Regions from separate parts of the Homo sapiens genome. Here all the other regions are linked to region 2. The links are chromatin loops, found by intact Hi-C in ENCODE. Cell type or tissue: IMR-90. All regions are shown on one strand. Each heading gives the region's core, and the rest is flanking DNA. Links, peaks and the distances in the headings are about the cores only.

What was found. Peaks named below come from ENCODE experiments on the same cell type or tissue, not always from the same donor. Only the 100,000 strongest peaks of a DNase experiment are listed, where the experiment ranks them.
Region 1: it touches region 2 in a loop (6-fold over the local background); 98 of 110 quality-filtered maps call a loop at or near these places.
Region 3: a loop joins it to region 2, with 6 times the contacts of the local background. A loop is called at or near these places in 31 of 110 quality-filtered maps.

The regions. Positions count from the first base shown.
Region 1 is chr2:174,768,381-174,774,375 of GRCh38, forward strand. No RefSeq gene overlaps it. Among named protein-coding and RNA genes, the nearest start is that of CHRNA1, 6.9 kb to the left of the region's middle. In IMR-90, for the core only: a CTCF peak has its summit at 3,365 (motif pointing right); DNase peaks (open chromatin) are centred at 3,391, 3,701 and 4,051; H3K27ac peaks cover 1,039 bases.
Region 2 is chr2:174,988,061-174,994,055 of GRCh38, forward strand. The region is part of intron 1 of CHN1 (chimerin 1); the gene reads right to left. Among named protein-coding and RNA genes, the nearest start is that of CHN1, 14 kb to the right of the region's middle. In IMR-90, for the core only: a CTCF peak has its summit at 2,353; a DNase peak (open chromatin) is centred at 2,311; H3K4me3 peaks cover 261 bases; H3K27ac peaks cover 210 bases.
Region 3 is chr2:174,697,084-174,703,078 of GRCh38, forward strand. No RefSeq gene overlaps it. Among named protein-coding and RNA genes, the nearest start is that of CHRNA1, 64 kb to the right of the region's middle. In IMR-90, for the core only: a CTCF peak has its summit at 3,087 (motif pointing right); a DNase peak (open chromatin) is centred at 3,108.

The DNA of each region.
Region 1 (5,995 bases), core at 1,947-4,446, 220 kb before region 2:
ATATAAATAAGATATATATAATTTATATAAGTAAATTGTTATAACTAATAAGTAAATTGTTTAATGTGTCATCAGGTAAAAATTGCTATAGGAAAAAGAAAAAGCAGAGCAGGATAAAAGGGGACCAGGACAGCTGGAAGGGGATTGCAATTTTAAACACAGCAGGTAGGGTGGGTTTCACTGAGGAGGTGGCGTTTGAAGGAGATGCAGACAGATATCTGTGCAGGAGCATTGCAGGCAGAGTGAGCAGCAACGCAGTCCCTGAGGGGAATGGGACTGGTGATCTCGGGCATAGCCAGGAAGCTGGCAGGCTGGAGCAGGGCGAGAGATGGGGAAACTGCTAGGAGATGAGGTCAGGGAGCAGCCCAGGGAAGGGGGACGCAACACGCATCCTCGACTTTCATTCTCTGTGAGATGAGGAGCCTCTGCAGCATTTTGAGCCGAAGGGTGACACCATCTGACATATGCTGTCAAAGGTCGACTCTGGCTGCTTTGGGGACACCAGGCTGTGGGGGTGTAAATTAGGAGCTACTACTGCAGTAATCCCTGAGGTAGATGGTGATGAATTGGACCAGAGTGGTTGCAGTGAAGGTGGTAAGAAGTCGTTAGATTTGGGAAATGTATTTTGACGTGAGGGTTAATGGGATTTCCTGAAGGATTTGATCTAGAATGCAAGAAAAAGGGAGGCATTTAAGATGATTTGCAGGGTTTTGGCTTGAGCATAAGGAAGGATTTAAATGCCAACAAGTGGATTAAGGAAGACCGTGGATGAGCAGGTTTAAAGGGGGGAAAATTCAAGGGTTCTGCCTGGGGTGTGATCAACTGGAGGTGTCCATTAGAAATGTGAGCAGGCAGTTGGATTTTTGAGTCAGTAGTTTGGGAAATCTAGAGTAGATGTTGTTTAAAGCCACAACAGGATAAGGTCAAAGGAATCAGTATGGGCAGAAAAGAGAAGAGAACTAACATTAAGTTGGAGGCTGGGCGTGGTGGCTCACGCCTGTAATCCCAGCACTTTGGGAGGCCAAGGTGGGTGGATCACCTGATGTCAGGAGTTCAAGACCAGCCTGGCCAGCATGGTAAAACCCCATCTCTACAAAAATACAGAAGTTAGCCAGGCATGATGGCGGGTACATATAATCCCAGCTACTTGGGAGGCTGAGGCGGGAGAATCACTTGAACCCGGGAGGTGGAGGTTGCAGTGAGCCAAGATCACACCATTTCACTCCAGCCTGGGCAACAGAGTGAGACACCATCTCAAAAACAAAAAGAAAAAAAAAAAAAACAGTTGGGAAATAACTTGGGAGGCTGAGGCAGGAGGATCACTTGAGGCCAGGAGTTTGAGCCCAACCTGGGCAACATAGTGAGACTCCATCTCTATGAAAAATAAAAAAAAAAATTAGCCAAGAATTGTGGTGTGTGCCATGGTCCCAGCTACTTGAGAGGCTGAGGTGGGAGGATCCCTTGAGCTCAAGAGGTTTAGGCTACGGTGAGCCATGATCATGCCACTGCACTCCAGGCTGAGCAACAGAGTGAGACTCTGTGTCATTAAAAAAAAAAAAAGTTGAGAAGAAGAGGAGGGTGCAGCGAAGAAGACTGAGAAGGAGGACACAGTGAGGCAGGAGGAGATCCACAAGAGGGTAGAGTTCTGGAAGCCTGGTAAAGGCCAGTGCAGGAGGTGGGGTGGGGGTGAGCCCATGAGATGAGGACAGAAATGGCTACGGGGCTTAGCACTATGGAGGCAGGCCACTGGCAACCTCACATGTGTGAAACCTGACTGAAATAGGTTTAAGGGGGCAGAATTGGAGGTTTTACTGAAAAAGGTAACAAAGAAATTAGGTGGGAGCTGGTGGGAGCAGAGTGAAAAGAATTTTGTTGTTGTTGTTTTGTGCCTTTTTCTGAATAGAAAAAAATAACAGCATACAGCATATTTGCATGATAATATTCAACAATAATAGAGATATAATGTTTTGATCCAATCAACAACATTACAAATGTTCCAGAGGGGGCTGGGCCCAGTGGCTCATGCCTATAATCCCAGTGCTTTGGGAGGCCAAGGGAGAAGGATCGCTTAAGGCCAGGAGTTGGAAGTTACAGTGAACTGTGATAGCTTAACCAGTGCATTCCAGCCTGAGCAACAGAGTGAGACTCGGTCTCAGAAAAACAATTTCAAATGGGATTTACTATATATGCTTTTCTTTTCTTTTTCTTTTTTTCTTAATTGAGGCAGGGTCTTGCTCTGTCGCCCAGGCTGGAGTGCAGTGGCATGATCTCAGCTCACTGCACCTCTGCCTCCCAGGCTCAAGCGATTCTCCTGCCTCACCCTCCTGAGTAGCTGGGATTACAAGTGTATGCCGTTATGCCTGGCTAAATTTTTGTATTTTCAGTAGAGACGAGGTTTCACCATGTTGGCCAGACTGGTCTCGAACTCCTAACCTCAGGTGATCCGCCCACCTTGGCCTCCCAAAGTGCCGAGATTACAGGCGCGAGCCACCGCGCCCGGTCCATTTTCATTTTCAATGCCTGAGAATGTTCTCTTTTTTGAATGTATCATAATTCATTTAACCAATTTCTTACCATTGGATGTTTTCATTTTTTATTTTTAATTTTTGCTTTTATAAATAATCATGCAGTGGACATCCTTATACATATAAATCAGCCCAATTTTCTAACTATTGCCTTAGGATGAGTTTCTAAGAGTAGAAGTGCTGGGTCAGAAAATGAAAACATGTTAAATAATTTTAACGCATATCAAATAGCTAAATCTCCATTTTAGAATCAACCAAAGTCACTTAGACCTGCTCTTCTCACGGTTATATTTTTCTATTATACCTGTCAGGGTGCATATGTTACATTTATTTGTGTGATTATCTGATTAACGTCTGTTTCTCCCACTAGACTGCAACCCAGTGAGTGCAGAGATGGCACCTGTTTCTGCTCACCGCTGTATCCTTAGCTTTTGGCTGACAGCTTGTCATCCAGTAGGCAGTCAGTAAATAACTGCTGATGAGGGAATGAATGGATGTAAAGCTTAATTCAATGAATAGGGTAGAAGATCATACTAGATAATGTCATTTGGGGATAAAATAAAATGTGACTATCAGTCACCCCCAGTGCCATGCAGGGTACCTGCATGTAGCTCCAAAAGTGTTTGCAGTTGACTAATTAATGCATGAATGAAGTATATCTCTTTTATAAAATCCACCTTCTTGTGTGGCTTAATGAATGGAATAATTGTGGATCCTCCCAAGGTCACTTCTTTGGAGAAAACACAGGCTGTCTGCATTTGGGTGCAGCTCCCTGGGGCCTGGCTAACTCTTAGCCAAACTCCTGTTTCCAGCATGGAGTGCCTTGGTCCAGTGGCCAGCAGGTGGCAACAAATGGTTATTAAAGCGGTGGCCGAGCGCTAGAGGCTCTCTCCGGATGAGGTGTCTCTCCTGCTGTGCCCCCAGGGCCTGTGTTTTGGAAACTCCAGCAAGCCAGCCCAGCAGGCCCTTTCGGGTGAGGAAGGCACCCCAGGAACTACAGGTGCTCCTCAGAAGAGTCAAGAAAGAGGGGTCAACTCTAAGCCCCTGAAAGAGCCCGACTTTGCATTTCTATTTCACAAGCTTACAGTTCTGAGTAATTGTACTGGAGGGCTGTAGAGCCAAAGGCAATTCATGTGCAAATCTAGGCTTCTTCAGGCGTGAGATTTCATCCGGTTTACACCAGATGACCTGCCTCTGTCATGTCTCACTCTGTCTGCAATGGTCAGTTTCTTCTGTTTTTTTTTTCAGCCAGGCTCAGTGCTATGCAATCACGCTGACAGTCTGTAGTAATGATTGGGTTTGTTACCACTGGATTACACAAAGGCTTCTAACTACATACAAAGAGGTTGCTGACCACTCATCATGGGTTCCCCCGACCTTGGTGTTGTTTCTTCCAGGGGCAGGGATGGATTTGCCCCCGTCCTGCTTCACAATCTCCCTTTTTCTCTGGGTCTAACGGTAGAGGGGAAATCACCCTGTACTGCAATCCTGTTAGCTACCACCTCATTCTTGCAGCAGCTCAGCTGTGCACGTGACATACGTCATGTGTCTGAGCTCACTTAGATCCAAGTACCAGGAGGGGAATCTGATATTTCTGACCCCAAACACGGTGCTCTGTCCACTACACTCATGGTTCAAACTGTGCTCCAGGAAGCTCTCCTGAGGTGGCCATGAGAGAAGGAAAGGAGGAGAGATCGTGGACAGGGAGGAGTGGCCAAAAGGGTGGTGCTCCCTGCTTCCCACCCTTCCTTCATCTAGAACAGCTGTGCTTTGATTTTTAAAATATACGTGTGCGTACATTAAATTATAAATGTAATCTTTCTCTTAACTTTCCTTTCAGAAGGAGGAGAAAAATCTGCGCCTCTTTCTCTCAAGGGATACTTTGTCTCTGGGGTACTTTCTGACCCAGTGGACCCCTGGCAGAAGTAAGCGTGGACTGTGGCTGCAGGACCACGCAGAGTCAACACGAACCGAAGCCAGGCCTTGGCCACGGCAGCTCTGGGGTCCAACCACTTGATCAATGCAGGAAATGCTTTGATGGCAGAATTCTTCCATGGCCAGCTTCTCATATTCTCTGGGACAGACACAAACCAAGAAAAATGAGTGTGGCGCAGAATCTGATGTGTCCTTCCTTACCCCGTGCTGGTAGCAAAAAGTATGTCTTGAACTTTTCTTTGTTACACACAGTCTGGGTAATAACAGACTGAAGGAAAACTAAAGAAGCTTGGGAGGCTAAGTTCAATGACAAATGAAGAACTAAGGCAGAGAAAAAAGAGAATTGAGAAAGTGTCTGGGTGTCTGGAGAGGTTGGGGGAATAGAGAGGGAGGAGATATAATTGGCCAGATAACTTGAGAGTGGGAGAGGAGTGCAAACATTATTTTTGAGGCGCTTTGTTGGATATTTAAAATGCACTCCTACCTTTGGCATTTTCTCAAAAGGCAAGAAAGATTTGTTTTCAATTCTATTTTTCTGCTGGACTGAACCAGTGCCAAGACTGGACCATGTAGGATCCTGGGTTTATTTCAGTTACATAAGCAAACGTTGCTGTGATTTGGAATAGTCAAAGTCATGAATGTTTCTCAACTTCCATTTTGTCAGCTGCTTGAGTTTCTATTCTGAGAGGTGCTAACTGTGAACATTGTTATTCACTTGTGTTCCCTAAATCACTTTTAATTAGTTTTAATTTGAACCAAGAATGTTCTACTGTTGAAACTATGTCAAGAATGATCAAAAATGAAATTAATAAAGAATTCGCGTCAAAAAAAATTTGCACTAATATTACAGTATTTTATAATGTCTATCTCAGCAGAGTCACAGATAATTTAGAATTTTTAATTTTGTTTTTAAGTGATTTTCCTCAAAGCTATAATAGCCTTGGTAAAGAGTTTAGTTAAACATTATTTTTCACCTCTCACGCATTTTGTGTAATGAAATTTTTCTATCATCTTCCAGTGGAATTAATTGCATTGGTGCAAAAAATGCAATCAAATCGATGACTGAATTTAGCCTTTGAAACCTCACGTCTAGCTGGGATAGTTACTATATTCATTACATACTGAAAAATGATAAGCAGTAAGCTTTTCTGCTAAAAAACTGCCAAAGATAAGTTTTTCAAGGCTCTCAAAATATCCTAAAGCTGACAATACAAGAAATGTTAAAATATTGTTGGAATTTTTAACGGAATCTTCCTTCTCTTCTTTTCCTGTTTAAGACAATAGTAGTTAGTTGTCCACTAATCGTTAATACACGATTTTCTAACAAAGACTTGCATATCCTTTTGGCTAAAAAGTGGCCAAATATCAGAGAGCTAGAAGTTTGGGAGACAGCCTTTAGTCTTTTCCAAAGCATGTAAGCCCTTTTGAATCATTTTGGGTAAATGGCGAAGATTAAACAGAATTCATAAAGGGTTTCTGATACATAAGTGGAATGTGCCTGTGAGGACACTACACATGACAATAATCTAAGCATG
Region 2 (5,995 bases), core at 1,188-3,687:
CCATAAAAAGTGACAACAGCCAGGCGCGGTGGCTCACGCCTGTAATCCCAGCACTTTGGGAGCCAAGGCGGGCGGATCACGAGGTCAGGAGATCGAGACCATCCTGGCTAACACGGTGAAACCCCGTCTCTACTAAAAATACAAAAATTAGCCGGGCATGGTGGTGCGCGCCTGTAGTCCCAGCTACACGGGAGGCTGAGGCAGGAGAATGGCGTGAACCCGGGAGGCGGAGCTTGCAGTGAGTCGAGATCGCGCCACTGCACTCCAGCCTGGGCAACAGAGTGAAACTCCGTCTCAAAAAAAAAAAAAAAAAGACCAAATACTTGGGGAAAAATAGGTGAACATTTTGGCCAAGTCTAAGTTGGCGTAAGATTTGATGGCATTTTTAATTGTCTACAACTTCCCAACTCTGTTTCAATAAAATTAGCACAGAGTGTACCGTTTTGCAAATATTGCTAATATTTTTTTCTTAGTGCTTTATTAGTGATTACTTATAACAATATATTTAGTTGCCTTGAGACAATATGACAGATAATATTCTATGGCAGCTTTCTCAGCAGCTATGAATCTTCTTATAATATGGCAGTGGAAAATAAAATGAGCCTATAAAACTCATCACTGGTTTGAGCTCTTTAGAAAACAGACAGCATGTAAAGTGTTAATAAATACAGTATGAAATATACCAGTTCATCTCAGCTTAATATCTCAGCATTAACAATAAATTATTTTTATAATTTGAAAGAAGGTGTATATTGCTGTAATTTAGGGAAACAGATTTGAAAGAACACAAGGGTTTAAAGTATTAGACTTTATTTCAGTTCACATTACCATTTCTGTCTGCATTCAAATCGTAAGTCAGAAAAAGTACTGTTCAATGGTATTTATTATTAAAAGCTGCTGCATTTTTTCAAAAATAGTAGTGAAATTAATCTATTATAAAGTCTTCATCTCTCAATCTGCTAAAAGTCCTATGAACTATGTAGTTTAACTGTATTACCATAAACCTGTTTAAATTTTAAAATAAAAGATAAACAAGGCCAGGCATGGTGGCTCACACCTGTAATCCCAGCATTTAGGGAGGCTGAGGTGGGCAGATCACAAGGTCAGGAGTTCGAGACCAGCCTGGCCAACATGGTGAAACCCCGTCTCCACTAAAAATACAAAAATTAGCCAGGTGTGGTGGCGGGCGCCTGTAATCCCAGCTACTCGGGAGGCTAAGACAGGAGAATGGCTTGAAACCAGAAGGCGGAGGTTGCAGTGAGCTGAGATGGCACCACCACATTCCAGCCTGGGCAACAAGAGGAAACTCCAACTCAAAAAAAAGAAAAAAAAGATAAATACGTCAACTTTTAAAAACTGTGCCTTGCCACCTAATAATTATGACAGCTGAAAACACACAGTAAGCAACATATTAAAGTTGCATATTAGGCCTGGCATGGTGGATCACACCTGTAATCCTGGAGCTTTGAAGAATTACACTTTGAAGGTTCCTCCTAAGGTGGGAGGAGTGCTTGAGCCCAGAACTTCGAGACCAGCCTGGGCAACACAGGGAGACCCTGTCTCTACAGATTATTTAAAAATTAGCTGGGCATGGTGGCTCGCACCTGTGGTCTCAGCTACTTGGGAGGCTGAGGTGGGAGGATCGCCTGAGCCCAGGAGGTCAAGGCTGCAGTGAGCAGTGATCACACCACCACACTGCAGCCTGGGAAACACAGTGAAACCCTGTCTCAAAAAAAAAAAAAAGTTGCATGTTTATCTTAAATGTACTCTTACCAATGAAAAAAACTATTTTGGGACAGATCTTTTACAAATTATCTAATATTAATGTAAATAACATACATCAATTTTCCTTCTTCCCCTGGTACAAACAGATAAGACCTGAAAACACTGGACTTTTTCTATTAAGATTTTGATCAACCTTTAACTAAAAATTATTTCAAAAAAAAGTTTAAAAATTGTCATATGCCTCTGAAGATCAATTATTATACTTGAATAAAGGTAAAAGAAGAAGTTTTGATTAGAAGAGTGACATGAGAAGGCATCTTGAGCTGAATAAGGTCTCATCCAAATGAGTAAGTTCTGGGATCTGTGTGTTCAATCACTGCTCTTTCCTTCCCATTGCTCCTGACATTGGCAGACTTGGTGTGTGCGGGGTGTGTGTGTGTGGTGTGTCTGTGTGTGTGTGTGTGTGTGTGTGTGTGTGAGAGAGAGAGAGAGAGAGAGAGAGCGCGAGCGCAAGAGCAAGAGTGCGAGGTCGTGGGGGGGTGCGGGGGGGCGGGCAAGATGGAGAGGGAGGGAGAAGAGAGGAAGAAATAAACACTAAAAGAGAAAGCAAGAGCTCCTCTGTCTGGAGAGACCTAGGAACAGCAGATCTTCCCCTACCCACTCCAATCCCCACCAACCTGTCCCGCCCCTGCAAGAAAGGGGCTTGTGGCTCTCCAGAGAACTGCAGAGCCATGTGTCTGGAAAATTCAGGATGACAAGCCTTTAAGTATTCTGCAAGTGTCCCTACTGTATAGCGATGTCTGTTGCCCCCTTTCTTTTTACCACTGTATTATTAATCCATCTTGTTCCTTTTCTTGTTCTTTTGAAATAATCTATCCTTTTAACTTCAACTAAAAAAAATGAACCGACACGCCCAGAGAAGCATTTCTCTTCCCAGGAATATACAATAACTTTAAAATATCTAGTCAACTTTTAAACATTATGATAAAAGAAACATGAATTGCATTTTCATGGCTCTCATCTTTAATTACATATGCTGTACACATATATAATGACATCTTTATAACATCCAAATTTGAGATACAAATCTCAGAATAGTAATAAATACCATCCAAAGACTTAAGAGGCAAAATCATCTTATAGGAACAACTTACAGGAGTAGTAAAGTCAATTTCATCAAAACATTTTTTTCAGAATTAAATATTATAATAAGCAATAAGTGAAATGTCATATAAACCACTGACTGCATCTTTTAAAAGGGTCATGGTTTAATATATTCCATTCTGTAAAACAATCATTAGGGTGAGCTTTTTGGTCTACTACTTAGTGACATCTATTCAGCAACCTTCAAAACACAAGCTAGTTTTTAAGTGGAGGACTAATATGTAAACGTCCTATGAACTTGGCTAACCCACCAGGGTCTGAAAGGGAGACCTGAACAAAGAAAGGCTTCCCTTCACCAATTCCTTGCTAACAGCCTAGAAAAGTCTAAAAGAAGAGAGAACAGCTCTCAGAGCAGAAGAACCCATCATTTTTCCTACCTTTAGCATGGTCCCCCCAGAAGGTTTCTGTTTCCAGTTGACTACTGGACACATGACAACATTAAAGGGGCCAGAAAATCAACCTGGATTATAACAAGCCCTGTGTTTATAGATACTGTTTAGTGTCCCTTCTCCTCTGGTTTGAAAGTTAAAAGAAGGATAAAGAGGTTTTTATAAAATATAACAGTATAAATGTAACTGTAATTTCACAGGAAACTTTTGGGAAAAGATAAGCTAGCAAAAGGAACCAATTCCAGAGTAAGTGATATACCTGCCCTTGACATGAAACAATACTGCAGGAATACATGTATTTTTTCTGTTAAAGCCTGAAAATGAGATAATTAGTTAACAAAAACAATATATAAGAGATCTGGAAATGTTAACTGTTGATAACTTGATTAAAGTATTATAAAGCAATAGAATAACTTTAAAAATGCTTTATATTTCTACCCTGGAAATTGTTAAGCTACAGGAATACCATGGTTTAGGGGAGCTATTTTATTCATTTAACAAATATTTTCAAGTACCTGCTATGTGTGAAGCACTGTGCTAAGTTTAAGCACTGCGAGGAATACAGAAATGAAAAAGAAATGAATCTTACTTTAGAGAAACTGTCAGTCTAGAAAAGATGACAAAAATAAGATACATAACTATTACGAAAGAAATGCATTCACAAATGTCATGAGAGATTCACAGAAAAAATGATACAGAATTCAGAACATGAAGGGACTCCTTCTGATGGGTGACAGAGGGCAGAGGAAGAGGTTGCAGAACTCAAAGGAAAGGCAGAGCCACAGAAAGAAAGAAGTATGAAAGCCATGCAAAGACCAGTCTGCAAGTTAGCAGCTGGTTGGGTATCAGAGGCAAAGAAAGAGAGGATGGAAGAATAAACACAAAGAATGTGGGGCTGGAACATGTGGCGTCTGAAGTGTCTATAGGAAATCCAGATAGAGCTGTGGAGTGTATGGAAGGGCAGGCTGGAGATAGATAAAAGACTTGGGAATCATTCACACGGTGTTCACTGTTGAAACCTACATGCTTCCAAAAGAGAAAAGAAGGTCAGTTCTTGAAAAGCACTGACATAGAGGGGATCAAACAGAACAAACTGAAGCATAGGAAAGGGAGGAAAAGGAATAGCGGCAGAAAACAATGTCTCAAAAGACGAGAGAAAAAAGTTTTAAGAAGAAAGATGTAATCAAAAACATCAAATAGTGCAGAAAGAACAAATATTCAAACAAGCCACTGGATACTGGCTCCTAATGGATAAAGCACTTCCAGTTGATCAGAAGCAAATATAAGATGACACTTGTGACAAGATGCTCTCCTTGACCAAACTTTAGTCAGGCTTCTCCTAGGCCCTCTTCTCAACCAGGCCTCCACCTTGGCCCACGCCCCACCAGGCCTGCATAGCCCAGTTTTACCAAGAAGCCTGCTAAGTCAGTTGAGAGAGAATCCCTCTACTTTTGATATCTAATCACTTTTTTTTTTTTTAAGAGACAGAGTCTGACTCTGTCACCCAGGCTGGAGTGCTCACCGAAGCCTGGGCTCTAACACCTGGGCTCAAGCAATCCTCCAGGCTCAGCCTCCCCAAATAGCTGGAACTACAAGTGTGTGCCACCATGCCAGCTATTTTTTTATTTTTTGTAAAGATGAGAGTCTCACTACATTGCTCAGGCTGCTCTTGAATTCCTGGCCTCAAGCAATCCTTCAGCTTCAGCCTCCCAAACTGCTGCGATTACAGGCATGAGCCACCACACCTGGCTCCAATCACTTGCTAGCTAATGGAATTCCTCAACCCCCTACCCTTGTTATATGATCACACTGACATGCCCTCAGTAAGAATCCTGTTATGTCAGTTTAGCAATAATTCCCCCACCCTTGATGTCTCCTCTTAGTAACTGTCCATCCACCACCCCCACAACCTGCTTCATGGTTATAAATTCCTGCTTGTTCATGTTATATTCGGAATTGAGTCCAATCTCTCTCCCCTATCACAATAGTCTGGACAACCTATCATGATTATCTTAAATACAATCTTCTTTGCTGCTTTAACAAGCGTTAGAATAAGTTTTTCTTTAACAGTTGTCAATCTCTCCTTTTTCACTAGAGATGAATGACATTCACAAACACCTAAAAACTAATTATTATCTGTGGCACCGTGGCTGGGAAGAGATGAAAACAGACATGTAGAAAGTGGAAGGGGAGCATACAGAGACTTCTCTTTCAATAAGTCCTTGGTAATGGGAGGAGCACCAAAAAAACACATGACAGTGCTTGAGAGGGTACCAAAACTAAAAAAAAAAAAAAGAAAGAAAAAGGCTTTACCATATGGAATGGCAAATCACAGCTACAATCAGAGGGAAACAACCCAAAGGAGAGGAAGAACCTAATGACACAAGACAGAGAAAAACAAATTCCCATGATTATTGTTTCAATCTTCTTGCACTGAATCTTTTTGTAAATTGCCTCAAATTCTTCCTAGAAAAACAAGAGGCATTAATAAATAACAGAAATAAAAGGTTTTTTAATCCATTTAAAAATGTTAATGTTTAAACTGCTGTTTATATCTGCTCTTCTCACAACCATCTAAAAACTAATAGGAAGGTTCCTGTAGCAGACAAATTAATGAAAGATTATGTTGTTTTTATTTTCAGACCTCGAAAAGGTTAAATTAGCCATTTTCATACTGAATTCCTATTCAGTTTGATTATGTTCCCTACTGTGAGGGT
Region 3 (5,995 bases), core at 1,947-4,446, 290 kb before region 2:
GGCACGCACCGGACTCCTCTCTTCTGTCCCCCCTTTCCCTCTGCTGGATGCGAGAGTTTCTTTTCACCCCATAATTCCCTCCCACAGGTTTGGGCATCAGCCAGTTTCCACTCTGGCCCCTGACCCCGGGGACCTGATTTCTTGATCACTCTCACATACTACAAGGCAAAAAAAAAAAAAAAAAGTTACTTGTTCAAGGGCATTTTAATATTTTGGGCAGGACAATGCTTGGTTGTGGCTCTGTCCTGTGCGTTGCAGGATGTTTAGCTGCATCCCTGGCCTCTGCCCACTAGATGTCAGCAACACTCCCCGTCCCCAGTAGGTTGTGACAACCAAATCGCTCCTAGTGGAGGACCTCTGGTCTAGGGGTTGGTCACAGCAGACTTTGAAGCTCAATGATGGCTCCAAAAGGCTCCAACATCTCCCAGTTAATCTCTAAGCAGTTTATTTTCTAGTGTTTTGCTCATTCCCCTAACCAAGCACAGAATTTTGTGCTTGGTTATTCAGAATTCTGTAACATATATTCACAATGCTGAATATATATCATCTTTGCTGAGCCAGGACCTACACAGAATCCTGTAAAAGTAAAGCTTGTCCTCAGATAGACAGGTAAGTCCAGTAAGGCCAGCTACTGTTTTCTTCTAAGGGGAGGAGGTACATTACCATGGCCCAAAGGAGGCCCTGCGTGTGGCTTGACTGTGGGCAGTGGTAGGCGAGAGCCTACAGGTGCTTGCTGGGGTTCTTGGCTGTGCCCTGGCTGGTTGTTAGAATGATTCAGGACAAGCCACTTATCTACCTGCAGAGATAATTAGCTTGCCTTGGTTTACACATTTCAGCCCCACTCTCTCTTCTGCAAAATGAGGGGTCTGATTTGGAAAAATCTCTGAGATTCTATAAGTGATCTAAAATTAGTTAACATGCATTCAGTTGAAAGAACTGTTTTTTATTAGAGATTATGATCTTTCTACTTTTCAGTATTAAAATTTCATTTTTTCCTTAAAACGATGATCATAATAAATGATGATTTAAGAAACTGTTTATACTTAGCAAAGTAAGACATTGGAAACCTCATGTTTGTACCTCAAAAAATTATTTTAAATATTTTACATAAAATCTCCATGACTGGGAATCACTGATGAGATGCTTGACCATCCCAGATGTGGAATGGGTGGGACAGTGACTCAGCCAGAGCACACATTGGCATTCCGATGCCTGGCATGGCGTCCAACTTTGGAATCCAGCATCCTTTTATGACAGCCAGGATTTCTCCAACACCGTGGTTTCTAGGATAAAATAAATCTTACCTTCCATTGGGGTCGTTATGTTATCACTGAAATGCATGAGAAAAATTCAACATTCATTTTGACCATGTGAAAGGAAAATAAATCTCCGGAACCCAAAATCACTAAGCTAAGGGAAAAGTCAAGTTGGGAACTATGTCAAGCAAACCTGCCTCCCATTTTAATTTCTAAATAAGATAGCTACAGAGATTAAAGAGATACCTACCTCCCTCACAATTTGCCCACAAGGAAATTCCATGTGGGCCTCAAGATTTTTACCTTATAACAGTTCTGTTGAATTTCACCCTGGCAATGTAGACTAATATAATAGCTGATCTTCACAGGTGCTAGACAGAAAGTCATCCCTTTGCTTACTGGAGACAAATGCATATCTGATTGCTTCCTCTGCCCTGCTGTCTATGTAAAAATGCAGATTCACTGAGCCAGACTCAGTGGAAGGCTGATCAAGGACTCAAAAGAATGCAACCTTTTGTCTCTTATCTACCTATGGCCTGGAAGACACCCCTCCCACCCCAGCCCGCCCCTCCTTCTAGTTGTCCCGCTTTACTGGACTGAACCAATATACATCTTACGCATATTGATTGATGTCTCATGTCTCCCTAAAATATATAAAAGCAAGCTGTACCCAACCACCTTGGGCATATGGTGTCAGGACCACCGAGGCTGTGTCACGGGCGCATCCTTAACTTTGGCAAAGTAAATTTCTAAATTGGTTGAGGCCTGTCTCAGATATTTTGGATTCACAGCAGCAACAAAACAATAGCTACATACTCCACTTTTGATGGTTATGCATACAAAGAGGTCAAATACAGTTCTTCATTGGAACCCTTTTTAAGCTATTAATAGCTGTGGGGATCTGTTGCTTTTTTATTTGTTTGAATTAAATTAAATGGAACAAATACGCATTTGAATATGAACTGGACTAATGCTGAACGAGGGACTGCAGGGAAACTGAGACTGGATGACCCTGGGCTGCTGCCCTCAAAGGAGTTATTATCCAGGAAGGGTTACAAGACAAGAAAACAACTGGCTGCAACCAAGGGGAGGCAGGGGGAACAGGCCTGAGCTGGACTTAGTCGTAGGGTAGGGGTGGGAGATGAGAAGAGGAAGGGGGCAGTTTGAGGAGGCACAGGTCACCGTTGACAGGGGACCAGCATTATGAGAAGAAGTGGCATTAGATGGACCAGAGCGTGTGAGCAATTTGGGGCCTGCAGCTGTGTCATCACCCTAATGTCCCTAGTTCCTGGCAGCCAGTGAATGCTCAACAAATGTTGGAAAAATTAATTAAATAAAAATGAATGGCAGTGGATGTGCTATTAGAATCAAGAGTTGGCCAAGCGTGGTGGCTCACACCTGGAATTCCAGCACATTGCAGGGCTGAGGAAGGCGGACCCCTTGAGCTGAGGAATTCAAGACCAGCCTGGGCAACATAGGGAGACCCCGTCTCTACAAAAAATACAAAAATTAACCAGGCATGGTGGCACGTACTTGTAGCCCCAGCTACTCAGGAGGCTCAGGTGGGAGGATCTGCTTGAGCCCAGAAGGTTGAGGCTGGAGTGAGCCATGATCATGCCAAGGCACACGAGCCTGGGCGACAGAACGAGACTTTGTCTCAAAAAGATTAAAATAAATTAAAATAAAATAGCGTAAAATAAAAAAAGTTACTGAGCACTATGCTTTTCTTGGACTTAAAATTACTGGGAAAAGCTCTCAGTTTTGGAGTGTTAATGTGCATGAAGGGATGCTTCCCCATACTTTAATTAAGTGTCTGTAGTACTTACTGTTCAACACAAGAGGGAGCTGCTGCCCAGTTTATTCAACTAAAATATTTCTGTATGTTTGCTCCATTTCTTCTCAAACTACGGTATAGTATACTGTGCTATCTAACCACCCTCCCCAAATATAGCCCACCAACCAAAAATTCCCATCACAACTCAACAAAAGTATTATCAGCAGTACCTTATTTTCCAAAATGAATTTCTCCTAAATTATATGATTAGTAGGGGAAAAAAGATAATATTTTAAATGTCTTAGGAACAGATACTCGAGGCCAGTCTGGAGTGTTCTTCAGATCCTTAAATAAACCCAGGATTTTCCAGTGATGAAAGCTGTGCTTATAAAAATGCCTTGGGACCTCATGAGGGCAGCAAGGCCAATTCAAGGGTCATTTCCGAGTGCCCAGGTTTTCATGAGGGTCAAAGTCTCCCTGAGATATTGGCTGAGTCCAGGCCTCAGACATAGAATGTGCAATTTATTTTGCAAAGAGCTGCAAAGAATAGACTATGAAGTAGCCAAAATTCAGGTGTGCCTTGAATCAAGATCATCTGACATACCTATCAGAACTTAGGGGAAAAAATAAGCAAATTAATAATTTAATTAATTTTTCCAACATTTGTTGAGCATTCATTGGCTAGGGACATTAGGGTGATGACACATCTGCAGGCCCCAAATTGCTCGCATGGTCTGGTGATTTTGAAAATCATATTTTCAAAAATATGATTTTTGAAAATTTCTTGCTTTACTAAAGGATTCTCTTCAGAAATTTTTCCATAGCAAACTCCCTAGTATTGTACATTAAAAAAACTTCAATTACCAAAATCGAATCTGCATACTATTGTTCAGAGTCACCATTTCTAGCAAATAAAGGGTGCTGTTATCATCTAAAAACAGCCCACTATAAATGCCAGTGTATAGTTCATTCAAATGTGGGAGGTCGCATTACTAAGGTAAACAGAGATCAGTGTGTCTTTAGTGATCTGAGAATGAAATCAAGAAAAGAAAGAGCTTAAAGTGAGAGAACATTTTCCCAAATCACAGTCAAATTCAGTCTTTGTTAAGGAATCTATTTTTCATCTTGAAGAATGAAAACAATTCCTTTGGTCTCCCTAGAATGGTATCATTATTAATGATTCTTTTTGGAACAAGTCACAGCTGTCTGTGATCCCCATTGGCCAGACAGACCCTCCCATGTCTGGATGTCCATGTTTATGTATCACCTTCTCTCCCTTCTATTGATGTCTCATACTCTTCACTTCCTGGGGGCGAGGACCATGCCTTCTTGACTTCTATGTGACCAACAGAGCCTAGTGCAGGCTGGTGGTGAGCAGTTCATTCGTGTTTAGAAAAAATCACAGCCAGGCCAGGCGTGGTGGCTCATGCTTGTAATCTCAGCACTTTGGGAGGCCGAGGCGGTGGATCACCTGAGTTCAGGAGTTTGAGACCAGTCTGACCAACATGGTGAGCCCCTGTCTCTACTAAAAACACAAAAATCAGCTGGGCGTGGTGGCGGGCGCCTGTAATCCCAGCTACTCAGGAGGCTGAGGCAGAAGAATCGCTTGAACCCGGGAGGCGGAGGTTGCAGTGAGCCAAGATCGTGCCACTGCACTCCAGCCTGGGTGACAGAGCGAGACACTGTCTGGAAAAAAAAAAAAAAAAAAAAACACAGCCGAGGGGAGAGTGACTGATAAATAAAGGATGAAGAAAATGGGACGTTTCATACTCGTACTTAAAGGTTGTGTGTTTTTGTTTGTTTCTGTTGGTTGGTTGGCAAATTTTAATTCTCTGCTCAAGAGGTAGCAGAGAGTGTTGAGGAGTATGGACTCAGACGTCTTGAGTTCAAATCCCAGCTCTGCCACATCTATCTGTGTAGTCTTGGGCAAGAGTCTTGTCTTTGCCATGTCTCAGTTTCTTCATCAATAGCATGAAGCTGCTGCTGCTGCTGCTAAGACTTTCCACATGGGGTTTGTAATTTATAAAGTACTCAAAACAGTGTCTGACACAAAGTTAATACTATTAGTATTTATAAAACAGAATAATTATATTTAATGGGATGTAGTCAAGTGTACTTTGATTCATTAAAAGCCAAACAGGCCGGGCGCGGTGGCTCATGCCTATAATCCCAGCACTTTGGGAGACCCAGGCAGGTGGATCACCTGAGGTCAGGAGCTCAAGACCAGCCTGGTCAACATGGTGAAACCCAGTCTTTACTAAAAATACAAAAATTAACTGGGCATGGTGGTGGGTGCCTGTAATCCCAGCTACTCAGGAGACTGAGGCAGGAGAAAATCGTTTGAATCCGGGTTGGGGAGGTTGCAGTGAGCCGAGATCGTGCCACTGCACTCCAGCCTGGGCGACAGAGCGAGACATTGTCTCAAAGAGGAAAAAAAAAGCCAAATAAATCTTTAAAAAATATAATGGAGATGGGATGATGAAAATTTTCTGGAATTACACAGTGGTGATGGTTATACCATGGCTCACTGAAGCCACGACCTCCCAGGTTCAAGTGATCCTCCCACCTCAGCCTCCCAAGAAGCTAGGTCTACAGACCGGCACCACCACACCAGGCTCCTTTTTTGTTTATTTGTTTGTTTTGTAGAGACAGGGTCTCACTACGTTGCCAGGGCTTGTCTCAAACTCCTGGGCTTGAGCAATCCTCCCACCTTTGCCTCCCAAAGTGCTGGGATTACAGGTGTACATTCCATTTCAAATCTTCCTTTTCACTTTGCTGTACTGTCAGTATTTCCTCATATCAGTCATTTTTTTCTACCATGTTTTTAGCAACTGTATGTTTACATGGCAAGGGGGATTGTAAATGATCAGTTATTGAAAAAGTGAGTTAATATGGGAAATAATAAAAATGACACATACCTACACGCTTCATTTTAAACTCAAACAAATGTACATCCATTCCCCAG